2 separate regions of the Homo sapiens genome follow, and region 1 is linked to region 2. Evidence: chromatin contacts called from ENCODE Hi-C or POLR2A ChIA-PET data. All regions are on one chromosome and are shown on one strand. Each heading gives the region's core, a stretch centred on a gene start or an enhancer-like site at or near the end of the contact. The rest is flanking DNA. Distances are from core to core; before and after follow the strand shown.

What was found. A loop is a pair of places that touch in the nucleus more often than their neighbours do. ChIA-PET counts read pairs that join two places held with the same protein, here RNA polymerase II (POLR2A). Pooled maps may share reads with other maps.
Region 1: a map of PC-3 shows a loop between it and region 2 (2.5-fold over the local background). The contact joins two enhancer-like sites. A Hi-C loop is called at or near these places in 7 of 168 maps with a recorded cell type or tissue (PC-3, aorta, astrocyte of the cerebellum and 4 more) and 2 of 50 pooled maps. POLR2A ChIA-PET finds 5 or more read pairs at or near these places in 10 of 52 experiments (A673, AG04449, AG04450 and 7 more).

The regions. Positions count from the first base shown.
Region 1 is chr14:54,636,767-54,639,466 of GRCh38, reverse strand. The region is part of intron 2 of SAMD4A (sterile alpha motif domain containing 4A); the gene reads right to left. It overlaps LOC112268133 (a long non-coding RNA gene), which reads right to left. Exons shown (of 2, transcript XR_002957606.2): 2 at 1-2,700. Among named protein-coding and RNA genes, the nearest start is that of SAMD4A-AS1, 50 kb to the left of the region's middle. Within about 2 kb of position 1,251, at least 3 of the 41 ENCODE cell types and tissues checked have a DNase peak (open chromatin) inside an H3K27ac peak, as active enhancers do.
Region 2 is chr14:54,596,632-54,599,331 of GRCh38, reverse strand. All of the region lies in intron 2 of SAMD4A (sterile alpha motif domain containing 4A), which reads right to left. Among named protein-coding and RNA genes, the nearest start is that of SAMD4A, 31 kb to the right of the region's middle. Within about 2 kb of position 1,396, at least 2 of the 41 ENCODE cell types and tissues checked have a DNase peak (open chromatin) inside an H3K27ac peak, as active enhancers do.

The sequences.
Region 1 (2,700 bases), core at 2-2,501, 40 kb before region 2:
CCCTCACGCCAACCCTGCTGCCTTAGTTGAGAGAGAACTCTGGGTTAGATGAGAGCAAGGCATTTTAGACAAGGGTGTGAGACACATGCAAGAAACAGAGACGCTGAGAAACTTCACCAGGCTCAGCCACCATGTTTCTTACATCTCCATGACTGCAGGCTAGAGGAGATTGTAACAACAGCAGCAGCAGCAACAATAACAGCTGCCGGTTATTTCGTGCCCCCACGCAACAGGCACTGTGCTCAGAACTTTACATATAATATTTTATGGATTCTGACATAACTCTGTGATGCAGGTTATTTTCCCCACAATAGAGATGAAGAAATAGAAGCTTGGAGGGATTAAAGTAATTTGCTGGGGTCAATAAGTACCAAATGGCATGGTCCATGGATCTGCTAAACCATGTCCTTTCTCTCTAGCATGCCAACCTTGCTCAGGCATCTAGTGAGACAAATGAGTTTCTGTGCCCTAAGGTTAATAAACCTAAACTTGGTCAGATTTCAAAAAAATAATAAATGCCAAGAAGCAAAACCAACCTGTTTAATTTAGGCAGTAAACTCTCTTCAACAACACCATTTAAAATAGCACTAACTGCCGAATGTCCACTCTCTTAGAACATCGGTATACATTGAATTCAGGTAATAAAATGAACTTTTCAATTTCTAGCTAGGCCAGAAATTATTGTAAATAGTTTCCATGATGAGATAAATTAGTCTGGGTATTACATTATAACTCAGAGTATACTCTTCCCTGAAACAACATGATAAACGACTGGCTTAATCTCCTAGAGAAATGTCTCTTGTTGTTCAAAAAATAGCAACAGAAACGGTTTTACTTATAGACAAATCTTGTTCCTTGTTGATTCTTGTTTTTAAACCGAGGACTTATAGAGGAAGATGCTTTTAAATCAGGGAATTTAACAAACAGCCTCTGATAATTTATCATAACTTCTCTTTTTCTTTCATGTTTATTTTGTTTAAGATGACAATATCCATAATGCTAAAAGTTTACTATATCCATCACTATTCACCCTCAGAATGCCAATATTCTAGAATTCCTTTGCTCTGGCTCAAGGAAATATTAATGCACGCAGGGATTTGTATAGGATTGACAGAGCCAACTCAGCATGACAAATGGGGGAAATTCCATGCGCAACGTTTATGGGAAACATCAGGTTAGTATGCTGCTAAGACCAGCTGCTCCGTGTGCTGCGGCTCCCCCGTGCAGTCCCCCATGAATCATGCAGACACACAGTTGCCCTAAGCCTGTGGCATCTACTGTGTGACTTGCTTAAGCAAAGACAAGACTTTTCTTTTGCCCCTGGAGAGTAAGGACTCCATATGCTGTGCCATAATCTCCTTGTAGCAAAAATAGCCATAGAGATTTCTATCACTTCCAGGAAGGAAGGATGTACAGGATGGTGACCATTTGGCAAAAAGCTGGCAAGGTTGGGACTCTGTGCAATAACTGACTCACTTTGATGCTGGAGACCTTCCTGATATACAAGAGCAATGTGTTAGCAGAGAGGCTATGGAGTCTGTGCACACGTTGTTTATTGGTGTATGAGGCTTTCTTAATAAAAATTTCACGAATTCAAGAGATCCTGAGTGGCACATGAAACAAAGGAGAAATAAATTTCATCAACTGGGGATTCCAAAAGGCCATTTAGGACTGATTTAATGTAACTAGTATCAAAATAGGGTCAGAGGTACATCACTGTGTCACTTACAAAGCTACCTTCCACCCCTGCTCATTCCTCTCTGTCTTGTGAGGCCAGAACTGATGGAAGAAGATGCTTTCCTTTTCTTCTGGGGCTGCTGTTGGCAAGCTCTGTGTCCACGAGGCTCTTTCTCACTATTCCCTGTGCTGACACATGGTGCGGACTCCCAGGTCTCTTCTCCAGGTGGAAAGAGGTCGGACTCTTCTTGCTTGGCCTCTCAGATGCTTTGGACACTTTCTCCTTCTTAACACTCCTTCTTCACCTGGCTTCTAGAGCTCCACCCTCTCCTGGCTTTCTGCCAACCTCACTGGCATCTCCTTCTCATCTCTTCTGCTAATTCCTACTCTTCTTCTTGCCTCTTTTTTTTTTTTTTTTTTTTTTGAGATGGAGTTTCGCTCTTGTTGCCCAGGCTGGAGTGCAATGACGCAGTCTCAGCTCACTGAAACCTCCACCTCCCGGGTTCAAGCAATCCTCCTGCGACAGCCACCCAAGTAGCTGGGATTACAGGTGTCCGCCACCATGCCCAACTAACTTTTGTATTTTTAGTAGAGACGAGGTTTCATCATGTTGGCCAGGCTGGTCTCGAACTCCTGACCTCAGGTGATCCACCCACCTCTGCTTCCCAAAGTGCTGGGATTACAGGCGTGAGCTACCAGGCCTGGCCTCTTCTTGCCTCTTAATGTTGAAATGACTCAGTTCTTAGTCTGTGGTCTCCTCTTTATTTACCGTCACTCCCCTGGTGAGCTCATGCAGTTCCATGCCATATAGTTGGTATTTAAAGTAAACTCCCAAATGTATATCTCGCCCCCTTGATCGGTCTCTTTTAAATTCCAGACTTATATATCCAACCGCCTATTCAACAATGGGACTTGGAGGTATAATCAATATCTCAATTTCAGCATGTTCTTAACCAAATTCCTGAGCTTTCCTGCCAAGCCCAATGCCCTCCCCATCTCTGTGATGGCATCTCCATCTTTTCA
Region 2 (2,700 bases), core at 147-2,646:
GAGGTTGCCTTTATGTTGGGTTATATATAATCTTTTTTTAGTCCTCATTTCTTTAAATCGTGTTTATTACTCCATATATAGGGCAATTTGACAACAGGAATTAAAGGTCTCAAAAACAGGTATAATATTTGGGAATGTCTATCAAAAATTTAAATGTGCATTATCCCAGCAATTCTTCTCTTGGGAAATTTTTGCTAAAGAAATAAGGACAGGGCCAGGTGCACTGGCTCATGCCTGTAATCCTAGCACTTTGGGAGGCCGAGGTGGGAGGATCGCTTGAGCCCAGGAGTTCAAGACCAGCCTGGGCAACATGGTGACACCATGTCTCTACAAAAATACAAAAATTAGTTGGGTGTGGTGGTACATGCCTGTAATCCCAGCTACTTAGGAGGCTGAGGTAGGAGGATCACTTGAACCTGGTAGACTGAGGCTGCAGTGAGCTGAAATCACACCACTGTACTCCAGCCTGGGCGACAGAGTGAGACCCTGTACAAGAGAGTGGATGGAAGGGGAGGGGAGGGGAGGGGAGAGGGAACAGAAATGTAAATAACACACGTTCCCGATAGTGGTGTTTATACCACTAAATAACAGATTGTCTATTTTGTTTTCTTTGTCTTTATTTTCTGACTTTTGTTTTTTGCTGTGAGCTTATGTTTCCTTTAAAACCAGAAAAATACAGCAATTTTTAAAAGGGGTGAGAGAGAGGAATAGTAACTTTTGACACAGCAAATCTACTTTTTCCTAAGGAAGAGTCCAATGAGTGTTTTAAAATATGTGTACAAAAGAAGTGCATTACAATATGTTATAATAGTGAAAAGTTGGGACAAAACTAAATTCTTTAATCATAATAATATCTACCAAGTATGATGTGTTCATAGGATTAGCTATTACACAGTTATTAAAAATGTGATGCTTGCTTTTATTATTAAGATAAAGGCAGCCAATTATAAAATAGGATGCATACAGTATTACCTCATTGTGTATTTGCATGTAACTACATGTATATATTTGTAGAGGAAAAAGATTTAGAAGGCCAGGGCAATATGGGATTAGCTTGGTGGACAGTATAACATAACAGCTATGTTACGCAAGGACCCACAAACACACTGCCTAAGTTTGAACGCTGACTGTGTCATTTTCTAGATATTTAATCAGAACCATGTTAACCGTGTTTGTGTCTCAGTTTTCACATTATTTATCTATGTAAAACCTTCTAGTTAGTCTAACAAATGCTCAGACTGTGTCCCCAACAAGATTAGTCTCCCTGTCTCTTTCTTCCCTTTGTAGAGAAGTGCATCTTCCAAGACAGAACTCACTCTCTTTCTAAATTAGCATGACTCATCTGTCCTTCCTTCTCTAAACTGCTTTATGGAGACCAAGGATTATAAACTCAGATGTCTATCAGGACCAGGCAGAAGCAATGTGTGCTTAAGACCACAACAGGGGGCCAGTGTGATGGCTCATGCCTGTAATCCCAGCATTTTGGAAGACTGAGGCGGGCAGTTTGCTTGAGCCCAGGAGTTCGAGACCTGGGCAATATGGCAAAATCCTGTCTCTATTAAAAAAATACAAAAATTAGCCAGGCATGGTGGCATATGCCTATAGTCCCAGCTACTCTGGAGGCTGAAATGGGAGGATCGCTTGAACCTGGGAGGTCGAGGCTGCAGTGAGCCATGATCATGCCACTGCACTCCAGCCTGGGCAACAGGGTGAAACTCTGTCTCAAAAAAAAAAAAAAAAAAAAAAAGATAGAAGGAAAGGCCGGGTGCGGTGGCTCACACTGTAATCCCAGCACTTTGGAAGGCCAAGGTGGGCGATCACCTGAGATCAGGAGTTCAAGACCAGCCTGACCAACATGGAGAAACCCTGTCTCTACCAAAAAATACAAAATTAGCCAAGTGTGGTGGCGCATGCCTGTAATCCCAGCTACTCAGGAGGCTGAGGCAAGAGAATCACTTGAACCCGGGAGGCAGAGGTTGTGGTGAGCCGAGATCATGCCATTGCACTCCAGCCTAGGCAATAAGAGCAAAACTCCATCTCAAAAAAAAAGAAAAAAGAAAAGAAAAAGAAAAAGACCACAACAGAGAGATAGAGAGATGTGGGGATTGAGGCAAACTGAAGCATGCCTACCTAACAGGACAGCTCCTACACGCTAAGCAGATTGTACCCACATAGGAATGCATATTTGGTGCTGCCAAATCTTCCATTTTTCAAAAAAAAAAAAAAAGAAACTCAGATTTTGAGGTGTCACTCCCCAAAGCTAATACAGATATATGGTGTTTTGTTTGTTTTCTTTTTCAATAAAATGCAATGGGCATGAAACAAAACACTTCTGCATGGGGCTCCCTTTCATAAGATCTGATTTAGAGGTCTGGCTACAAGCAACAGAATCCTCAGGAAGGCTATGAACAGAGAAGGCTACCTTTCAGAACCTGAAGCTTTTCTCTCCCGGCTGGATATTCTGCATTTACCCCCTCCCCCACCAAGAACCACTCTCCACCCTTCTCACCCTGATGTGTGCCCTGGGAGGCTGCCCCTTCAGACTACATCTCGTGGTTCCCTGGGGTTCATTTGGGTCCTCCAATGGGATTGCCAGCAGGACCCTGAGGAGAGAAAGGCTGGGGCATCTCCCCGTCGGCTCCCTCCCTGGCAGAGTGCTTTGTCAGTGGCTGTGATCTTCTGCCTAAGGCGTCAGCTCCT